Linked DNA regions of Homo sapiens: region 1 is linked to region 2. The links are chromatin loops, found by intact Hi-C in ENCODE. Cell type or tissue: natural killer cell. All regions are shown on one strand. Each heading gives the region's core, and the rest is flanking DNA. Links, peaks and the distances in the headings are about the cores only. Region 1 has its middle 45 kb from the start of MARCHF8. Region 2 has its middle 7.9 kb from the start of ZNF22.

Region 1 (5,392 bases), core at 134-5,133, 570 kb before region 2:
GAGTGTGAAGAATATATGGGTACATATATTCATGAATTATTCAGCCCTTCCCCTGTTAGTTGATATTTAGTGTGCTCTGATTTGTATCTTTTAAAATGGTGTCACAGTGATCATTCTCATATATATATCTTTGAACATTTATGGGTGTATTCTTAGTCTAGAGCCCTAGAAGTGGAATTGCCTGGTCAAAGGAGATTTAAATTGGATAGTGGCAATTGGTTGTCCCGTTTTTATTTCAGTCTGTACTCCCACTAATGGTGTTTTGGTGTTCTTTCCCCTATTCACTTGCCTACAACATTATCTATTACCGATCCCTTATTTTTCTGTATCTTAAAATTAATGTTGAAATTTTTATCAAAATAATACTTGGACATTGTTTAAAAATAGCGAGCATAAAGTCTTGCAATGAAAAATAGAGGCAAACTCTATTCTTGTTATAATACCTATTTTTAATATTTCTAAACATTTTATTCCACTGTTATTTGTTTATCCACTTTAAATATTATGCATTGCCTTCCCAGTTTGATAGGTGAGGATTTGGACATCTTAAACTCCTCATTTACCATTTCCCACTCTCTGACTGTGGTTACATCCGTATTTTTAGTGAAATCAATAAGAAATATTTAGTTAGTGACAACTTAACTATTCATCTGCAAAGCCAGGTAGTAGTCTATGACTACATTTCCTTTCTTATGTATTTTTTAAGTTAAGTTACCTAGTTTTTTTCACCTGCATCACTTTTTAATACAGATTCTTGGTAGATGGATCATCTTTTCTCTCAGTATTTATATTTTTATAAAACAAAAACTGTCAATCCTTTCACACAACATCTGTACAACTTGATACAGTTCTGAGGGGCGAAAGAGTTAGGAAACTTGAATTCTGCTCCTGACTTTTCTGAATAGCTTGACCTCTGGCAAGCAGCCTTGCCTCACCTCTCTCTGCCTTGTTTACTCATTTATAAAAATGGGATTGGGTTTGAACTGGCTGGTCTCTGATTCCTTTCAGTTCTGCCATTCTGGTTTTTTTGGTCTCCTGTTTAATCTTAATTGTATCACTTAAATAGCTAACTGTAACAGCTTGTGGGGGGAGTGCATTTTACAACTTGGAGAAGAAAAAGGCTTGGATGAGAAAGACAAGATAATATGGAAACTTGAAGGGCTGCTGTATAGAGAATAATTAGGCTGGTTTCATGTGATTCAAAACTAATAGCTGTAGTTGAACGGGAGGTGCTCTGGATTCAGCATAATGGACACACTCCTAACAGTTAATTCCTGTCCAACATTGAAGGGGGCCACCTTAAGTGGTGGGTATTTCCTAACACTGAAAGGACAGAGGTCAAGGTAGATAGGCAAAATGATGCTTTAGAGACAGGTTGAAGTTATTTAAGTCCCAGCCAGCCAGGGATAGTACTGGATGGCTTCTCTAACCTTTTGGCCTCCCATAGGTGGACATTATGGCATGATAAGGTTGTTAAAATAATTTTAAAAAACATATTGTGGCGTGACTCATTGGTCATTACTTTAACCAAATTATAATAATGATGATTCATATACTTTTTTGAAAATCTGCTTTTTTTTTTTTTTTGGTTGAAGTGCCTAAGTACTGTTCTCAGTTTTGAAAATGTTACTCCTTTAAGTCTTGTGTAGTTCTTGATGATTCATCTGGGAAAGCAGCCCTTTTCTTCTTTTTGAGTGATCTTTGAAAGCTTGACACTTTCCCCGTAAACTAAGCTGGGAACTTTGAGTTTGAGTTTTTAGTTGCCACAACTGTGGGGGTGCTAATGGCACCTAGTAGGAAGGGCCTGTTGAGATACACAGCTAAATTAAATTTGTCATTGATTATGTGGGTGTGTTGCCAAGTTTTCTGGAGATGTTTACCAGTCTGGGCAATTTTGATAGTATTATCTTCTTACAGTTTCTGCTGTGAAGCAGTCTTTGAAGAAATATAAGATATTTATAGGAGCAAGCCCTTGGGGAAAAAAGCATTCTTACTAGTTTTATTTGATTAATTAATTAATTACAATGCCCTCATTCCCAATTCTTGAGGTAGAATTTTGATCACCTTAGCATCTGAGTGAGGAGGTAATGTGTGTGTTTACATTTCCTGAACTACCTCAGGTCTCCTCTAACCACTGGGTGTCTTGTTCCTGCTGAATTGTACTGTGCAGTAGACTCCACTGTATTAGTGGATGCATCAGTCTGTGGTAGGATTTCTTGACCTTAGCTCTGCTGACAGTTGGGGTTGGATAATTCTTTGTTGTGGGGAACTGTTCTGTGTATTGTAGGATGTTCAGTAGCATCCCTGGCCTCTTCCTACTAGGTGCCATTAGCACCACCACAATTGTGGCAACTAAAAATATCTCCAAGACACTGGCAAAATCCCCTGGGGTGATAAACTGCCCCTGTTGAGAACCACAGACTTACGAATACCGCTCAGCTGGTCCTCTGCCATGGTTAAGGTCTTCCTACTCTTGTCTGGTTTCTCCGTGTTCCCAGCCTTGCTCACAGCCTCCTCTTACCTGACTGTGCTCTGCTTAGCTAATTAGGCAGAAAGTTGCCAAGTAGAAGGTGGAATCAGTGGGGAATAGGGCAGAGCTGGAGTCAGGTGTGGCCCTGGGTAGGGGCTAAGCTCTGGCAGCACACAGATGGGTGTGTTTTTTTGTGGTAGCTAAGATTAGACTGCTAAAGCAAATGATCTTTGACATGAAAATAAACTGACAATACCACCGGTGGTCCTAGCGCACAATACTAATCAGGTATGTGGTATCTTTATATTGTCTCAAGCCTGCCTTGGAGTCTGTTGTTAACGAAAGCTCCAAGCATGTTTCCTCCTTAATGTTTTTATTTGAAAGAAGCAAAGAAAAGTGAAACTGGTTCTTGACGAACTTCATATTCAATATAGTTTCAGTTTTCAGGTGACTTAAATAGCTAGATACATTTTTTACATATATGAAATGAGGTGGGAGAGTTTGTAAATTTGAAGCAGCAAATGTTTACTGAATGCAGCCAGGTATGGTGCCATGGCCTCAAGAAATACTTGGAGTGCACAGGGAGTGAGACAGGCACCATCATGTAAGCGGTGGTAGTTCACAGATGGTGAGGGGTGAGATCTCATAAACTGGAGACTGGGACAGGTGTTCATATTCCCTACTTATTTTCATTTTCAAACAGTCACTGTTTATAATATGTCTGTTCTGAGCTTTATGAATTTTTTTTTTTACTTAAGATCATCCTAACTGCCCATTTTGTAAACTTTATTCTCTTAACATTTATTATGTCATATTTCCTGATTTTAAATAACTTCTAATGACTGCATATTGCGTTTTGTGGTTATATCCTAAGTTGTTTACGTAATGATTTCGCTATTGTTTAATGTGGATTATTTTAAGAATTTTGCTATTATAGTTATCATTTGATGAATATCTTCAGCATAAATTTTAGTCCACAGTTTAGATTATTTCTTTCAGATAGTGTCATGAAGTAGAATACTGTGGATTTTTTTTTTTTTTTTTTTTTTTTTTTTGGAGACGGAGTCTTTCAGGCTGGAGTGCAGTGGTATGATCTCGGCTCACTGCAACCTCCGCCTCCCGAGTTCAAGCAATTCTCCTGTCTCAGCCTCCCGAGTAGCTGGGATTACAATGCCCGCCACCACGTCCGGCTAACTTTTGTATTTTTAGTAGAGACAGGGTTTCACCATGTTGGCCAGGCTGGTCTCGAACTCCTGATCTCAGGTAATCCACCCACCTCTGCCTCCCAAAGTGCTGGGATTATAGGCGTGAGCCACCACGCCTGGCCTGGTGTGGATATTTTTAAGGCTCTTGATTCATATTGCTGAACTGCTTTCCTAAAAGATTCTAATTAATGCTTCCACTAGCAAGGTGTTGAGTGGCCATTTTAGGACATCCTTGCCAATGTTGATGTTTTCTAAAAAGAAAATTACCGATTTAACAGGTGGAAAACATCTCATCTTTCATTGACTTTTTGTTTTTGCTTTCCTTTAAAACTTCATTAGCTTCTTTTGTGCAGTTGGCTGTACATGTCCTTTTCCTGTTAATCTTTTGGAGGGGTTATAGTGCTTTTTAAAAGAAATTTGCTTTATATAGCTTGTTTATATATGAAAGGTAGTGACTTTTTGTCTGTCATTTTTGTAAAAAAAAAAAGCTTACCTAGTTTTCTAGTTATGTCTTTTGCTTTATGTGTAACTTACAGAAAAAATACACAAAGAATATAGAGAATTACTACATATAATTTACTAAGATTCACCAGTTGTTTGTATTTTACCTCATTAGCTTTATCACTCTTTCCCCCTTTCTTTTTATGCATATATGTGAATGTATTTTTTGTGATTCATTTGAGTTTAAGTTGTATAAGTCCTAAGAATACTTCAACATGTATTTCTAAGAGCCAGGGTATTCTCTTGCATAACCACAGTAAAATTAGCAGTCAAGAAATTTAACAATTGGTACGGTGTTGTTATCTAATTCATAGTGCAGTTTCAACAGTTGTCCCTATAATGTCCTTTATTGCCCTTTTGTTTTCCATGTCCAGTATCCAGTCCTGAATCGCCATGAAATTATCATATTTCTTTAGTCTCCTTTAATCTGGAGTACTTTGTTAACCTTTCATTGTCATTCTTGACATTGATCTTTTGGAAGAGTACAGATCAGTTATTTTTTTAGAATGTCCCTCACTTTTTACTTGTCTGAAATTTCCTCATGGTTAGATTCAGTTCATGCATTTTATGCAAGGATAACAAAAAAGTGATTTTTATTTTTCTCAGTGCAGCATATTAGGAGCAACCTGATGTCAGTTTGTTCTAATATTGCTGATAACATCAAACAGTTGGTTTAGTTGGTATCTGCCAGATTTCTCTACTGCCATGATACTGTTTTTCTCTTTGAAGTTAATATTTGTTGACAATGTGTTAATATCCTGTTCCTCATCAAACTTTCACCCACTAGTTTTAGCGTCCAGTGATGACTTTCCAACTGCATGCTTCCTTCTGTAGCTATTGATTGGCATTCTACTGTAAGGAAGACCTTTCCCTCCTCCCTCCACATCCCATTTATTTATTTGTTCAATTATTTATTTGAATGATTCATATACATATTCTTATTTAGTGGTCTGTAACTCATTACTGTTATTATCTTGATACTAAAATCATCCCAAATTTGGTCTGTGTAAACTCTTTCAAACTGGCTTCTGTGTTTTCATATGTCTCCAGAATTCTTTGAGTACCTATTTACTTTCTGGTGCAACAAGATGATCTGGGCTCATTTTGTATGGCCCACCCCTCAAATCAGCTTTTCTTCGAGGAGTATTGTTACTATTAGTGAGGAAAAAATGGTATTTGGAAATCAAGATCTGGATATATGATGTGCTTATTGTGA
Region 2 (5,392 bases), core at 281-5,280:
TTCAGCAGCACATCAAAAAGCTTATCCACCATGATCAAGTGGGCTTCATCACTGGGATGCAAGGCTGGTTCAATATACCCAAATCAATAAATGTAATTCAGCATATAAACAGAACCAAAGACAAAAACCACATGATTATCTCAATAGATGCAGAAAAGGCCTTTGACAAAATTCAACAATGCTTCATGCTAAAAACTCTTAATAAATTAGGTATTGATGGGACGTATCTCAAAATAGTAAGAGCTATCTATGACAAACCCACAGCCAATATCATACTGAATGGGCAAAAACTGGAAGCATTCCCTTTGAAAACTGGCACAAGACAGGGATGCCCTCTCTCACCACTCCTATTCAACATAGTGTTGGAAGTTCTGGCCAGGGCAATTAGGCAGGAGAAGGAAATAAAGGGTATTCAATTAGGAAAAGAGGAAGTCAAATTGTCTCTGTTTGCAGATGACATGATTGTATATCTAGAAAACCCCATTGTCTCAGCCCAAAATCTCCTTAAGCTGATAAGCAACTTCAGCAAAGTCTCAGGATACAAAATCAATGTACAAAAATCACAAGCATTCTTATACACCAACAACAGACAAACAGAGAGCCAAATCATGAGTGAACTCCCATTCACAATTGCTTCAAAGAGAATAAAATACCTAGGAATCCAACTTACAAGGGATGTGAAGGACCTCTTCAAGGAGAACTACAAACCACTGCTCAATGAAATAAAAGAGGATACAAACAAATGGAAGAACATTCCATGCTCATGGGTAGGAAGAATCAATATCATGAAAATGGCCATACTGCCCAAGGTAATTTATAGATTCAATGCCATCCCCATCAAGCTACCAATGACTTTCTTCACAGAATTGGAAAAAACTACTTTAAAGTTCATATGGAACCAAAAAAGAGCCTGCATCGCCAAGTCAATCCTAAGCCAAAAGAACAAAGCTGGAGGCATCACACTAGCTGACTTCAAACTATACTACAAGGCTACAGTAACCAAAACAGCATGGTACTGGTACCAAAACAGAGATATAGATCAATGGAACAGAACAGAGCCCTCAGAAATAACGCTGCATATCTACAACTATCTGATCTTTGACAAACCTGAGAAAAACCAGCAATGGGGAAAGGATTCCCTATTTAATAAATGGTGCTGGGAAAACTGGCTAGCCATATGTAGAAAGCTGAAACTGGATCCCTTCCTTACACCTTATACAAAAATCAATTCAAGATGGATTAAAGACTTAAACGTTAGACCTAAAACCATAAAAACCCTAGAAGAAAACCTAGGCATTACCATTCAGGACATAGGCATGGGCAAGGACTTCATGTCTAAAACACCAAAAGCAATGGCAACAAAAGCCAAAATTGACAAATGGGATCTAATTAAACTAAAGAGCTTCTGCACAGCAAAAGAAACTACCATCAGAGTGAACAGGCAACCTACAAAATGGGAGAAAATTTTTGCAACCTACTCATCTGACAGAGGGCTAATATCCAGAATCTACAATGAACTCAAACAAATTTACAAGAAAAAAACAAACAACCCCATCAAAAAGTGGGCAAAGGACATGAACAGACACTTCTCAAAAGAAGACATTTATGCAGCCAAAAAACACATGAAAAAATGCTCACCATCACTGGCCATCAGAGAAATGCAAATCAAAACCACAATGAGATACCATCTCACACCAGTTAGAATGGCAATCATTAAAAAGTCAGGAAACAACAGGTGCTGGAGAGGATATGGAGAAATAGGAACTCTTTTACACTGTTGGTGGGACTATAAACTAGTTCAACCATTGTGGAAGTCAGTGTGGCGATTCCTCAGGGATCTAGAACTAGAAATACCATTTGACCCAGCCATCCCATTACTGGGTATATACCCAAAGGACTATAAATCATGCTGCTATAAAGACACATGCACACGTATGTTTACTGCGGCATTATTCATAATAGCAAAGACTTGGAACCAACCCAAATGTCCAACAATGATAGACTGGATTAAGAAAATGTGGCACATATACACCATGGAATACTATGCAGCCATAAAAAATGATGAGTTCATGTCCTTTGTAGAGACATGGATGAAATTGGAAATCATCATTCTCAGTAAACTATCGCAAGAACAAAAAACCAAACACTGCATATTCTCACTCATAGGTGGGAATTAAACAATGAGAACACATGGACACAGGAAGGGGAACATCACACTCTGGGGACTGTTGTGGGGTGGGGGAAGGGGGAGGGATAGCATTGGGAGATATACCTAATGCTAGATGACGAGTTAGTGGGTGCAGCGCACCAGCATGGCACACGTATACATATGTAACTAACCTGCACATTGTGCACATGTACCCTAAAACTTAAAGTATAATAATAATAAATAAAATTAAAAAAAAACCCAACTTTTTGAATGTCAATGTGACGCCACAAGTGGAAAATTCCTCACCTGACCTCATGTGATAGGTCACAGTCAAAACTTTGTTTCATGTGCAGAATTATTAAAAATATTACCTTCAGGCTATGTATACAAGGGATATAATAAACACATGAACTTCATGTTTAGACTTGAGTCCCATCCCCAAGATACCTCATCATGTACATACAAATATTCCAAAAAATAATTAAAAATCTGAATTCTGACACACATCCGGTCTCCAGCATTTCAGATAAGGGACACTCAACCTGTGCAAGTTGAATGTGGAGAAACTACAGGACACGCTGTTTTCCATGATCTCTCCTTTGCTGCCATCTAGTGACAGTTTTGTGTAACGTCAAATAGAAAAAGTGTCTTCTAACAATGAAGTTTTGATGTGGCTATTTCCTCTACTTATGCAGCGCCCTCACTGGACTGAAGTATTTCCAACTGAGCCTGGGAATTTAATTTGCTGGTTTGCATCAGCAGTGACACTTAATCTCCTCAAGAGCACTTACTAAACTACACTCTGGGTCCTGCACAAAGCGACGCAAGCTGACTTCTGAAAATGACGTATGGTACTACAGCACAAGCAAAGGTCATGAGAGCATCATAAAAAGCCTATTATTGAACAAATACATGACACTACATTGGAGCCAGATGCCTTAGTGGGAAATGAGTTTTTTCTATAAAAATGTGCAGCCATGTGTATACGTTGTTTCATATTGTTGGTACTGTATCTTTGGAAACAAACTCTGGAAATATAATTTCTGGATCAGAGAGTAAATGCATATATACTTCTGCTAGATATTGCCAAATCCCTCCTCAGTATGGGTTGTAACATTTTGTATCCCACCATCAGCCTTAGTTTGGCTGGTTCTCCACAGCCTTACCAACAGAGTAGGTTTTACACTTTTGATACATAAGAAATAGTAGCTCCTTGTAGTTTTATTTCTCTTATTATTGTCCTTTCAGCCAAAGTCTAGCCACAAAAAGAGAAACCAGACCAATTATTCTAATAGAGAAAATGGAATACAGATGCTGGGTTAAACTGAAGTGGTGAACTTATCAGGCAAAGAAGAAACATGGACATAACAGAAAGTCTAACTAGCTATATTAAACTATGTGGAATACACAGAATGGACTCAGTTTTCTCACTGAACCTGAACTTCTCTTCATGACTGTTTGCCCCTGAATCATCATATTGTCCCCTCTTTGACTCACCTGCTTAAATTCTGATATTTAGCCTTTTAATCCCACTGAATAGAGAGGCTTCTTGTATCCTAGGGGACCCATTTAGATTGCCCTGAACATAGAGATATAACCAGGTTCTCTCTGGGATTTAAGGTTACTCATCTCAGAAGCTTCATTTAAATTGGCATACCCATCCTGAATTCCTGAATTCAAAAAATCTGTGCCTGAGATGTCTCTTGACAAATTGGGAGGTAGCATAACACATTAGTAACCTGGTGTTATGAACTTGGCACAGTTCCTGAAATGCTCTACGACGTAATCGACATTTATGACAAAGATAACATACAAAGAAACTTACAACTATGTCAGTTGATGTATATTGACGTAAAAGTTCTAAATAAAATACTGTCAGATATTATAACACCAGAATTATAAAATGCCATTACTTAGTAGGACTAAGTTGCTCAATCTATTCTGATACATTACCAACCATGTGGATCAAAGGAAAAAAATTATCATCCATAAAAAGACTATGAAAGATTTGTTCTTTCTATATTTAAATGCAATGATTCTAAGCAATAGAGCTATTTGTGCTTGGATTTACTGTAAGGAATGCAGCTATGAATTATGTTTCTGTCATTTTTGTCTCTTTCCATCACTCAGCAGTAAAATTTATCCATTTCAAACTGTTCTGGATTAATTTGCACCTCTTCTGAACAATAAAACAAGAAAAAAGTAATTCTTTCACCAGATGTCACAATGCTTTATTTGAAAAATGACAGAAAAGAATCTCTTAGTTATCAGTTTACTACAGAACTCTGAATTTAGGAAACAGCCATTATACTTATCCCTAAATGAGACTAAAATAGGCAGTCCCCCTATTTTACCAGTGTGGTGAGAAATCCTACTTTGGAGTCCCCTCAACATATCTAGGGTTACATTACAATCTAGCGCTTCATGTGGACCAGGAAATTGGAGGAAGGTCCTCTGGTCTTCAGTTCATCATGACTGCAATTGGGAAGTTCAATTGTCCAAGCTGGTTGGTCTGTTTGAAATCAATGTGCAACAGGGACCAGGCTCTTGCTCTTGGAGGTGAGTCCTCCTGGCACCCACTCAGCATCCTCTCATGGGTCCTGTCACACTCAGACTCTGCATGGTGGAGGGACAGTCACCCCTTTCTCCCATGTTTGAAGACACATATCAGTCTCAGGACAGATTTTCAACTTCCAGGGCTGATATCACAGGACATTCTAGCAACTCTGTGTGTGGGGACTTTCAACCCAGGCCAGAGAGTCATGGGATACAAATAAAACACACAAACAAGCTTTAATGCTGCCTTTAAGTCTCAGTAAGGAACAAAGAGAAGGGTCCCAGGACAAAAAAAAAAAAAAAAAAAAAAAAAAAAAAGGAAGTATGGAAGTATGGAAGTATTACAGAGTATCGGCTAGAAACAGAAAGACAATGTGGGGGAGGCGAGGCAGTGTTTCTCAATATGAACTCAAAAAGCTGTTTTTTCTCATCAGGCCACTAAAAGGATAGAACTTTTAAGACTGATGATTGGCTCCAGAGATGCACAAAAAAAGCAGGATGGGTGCATCAATCAGGACAGGTACCAAATCTACACTGAAATCTGTGGCCTATCTCAACAGTTTATTTCTCACTCATGGGATACCTAAAGCAGGTTGGCAAGAGACTCAGGAACTACCTAAATGTCAGCTCCACTTTGGCCTGGGAAATAGGAGCACAGAGAATCACCCAACAGCTTTTAAAAACATC

The links. A loop is a pair of places that touch in the nucleus more often than their neighbours do. Peaks named below come from ENCODE experiments on the same cell type or tissue, not always from the same donor. Only the 100,000 strongest peaks of a DNase experiment are listed, where the experiment ranks them.
Region 1: it touches region 2 in a loop (2.7-fold over the local background); 9 of 110 quality-filtered maps call a loop at or near these places.

Annotation. Positions count from the first base shown.
Region 1 is chr10:45,578,137-45,583,528 of GRCh38, reverse strand. It overlaps a transcript of MARCHF8 not described here. Among named protein-coding and RNA genes, the nearest start is that of MARCHF8, 45 kb to the right of the region's middle. In natural killer cell, for the core only: no CTCF peak of the experiment used is centred there; DNase peaks (open chromatin) are centred at 2,398 and 2,928; H3K4me3 peaks cover 1,114 bases; H3K27ac peaks cover 2,808 bases.
Region 2 is chr10:45,006,176-45,011,567 of GRCh38, reverse strand. No RefSeq gene overlaps it. Among named protein-coding and RNA genes, the nearest start is that of ZNF22, 7.9 kb to the right of the region's middle. In natural killer cell, for the core only: CTCF peaks have their summits at 2,562 and 2,767 (motif pointing left); a DNase peak (open chromatin) is centred at 2,757.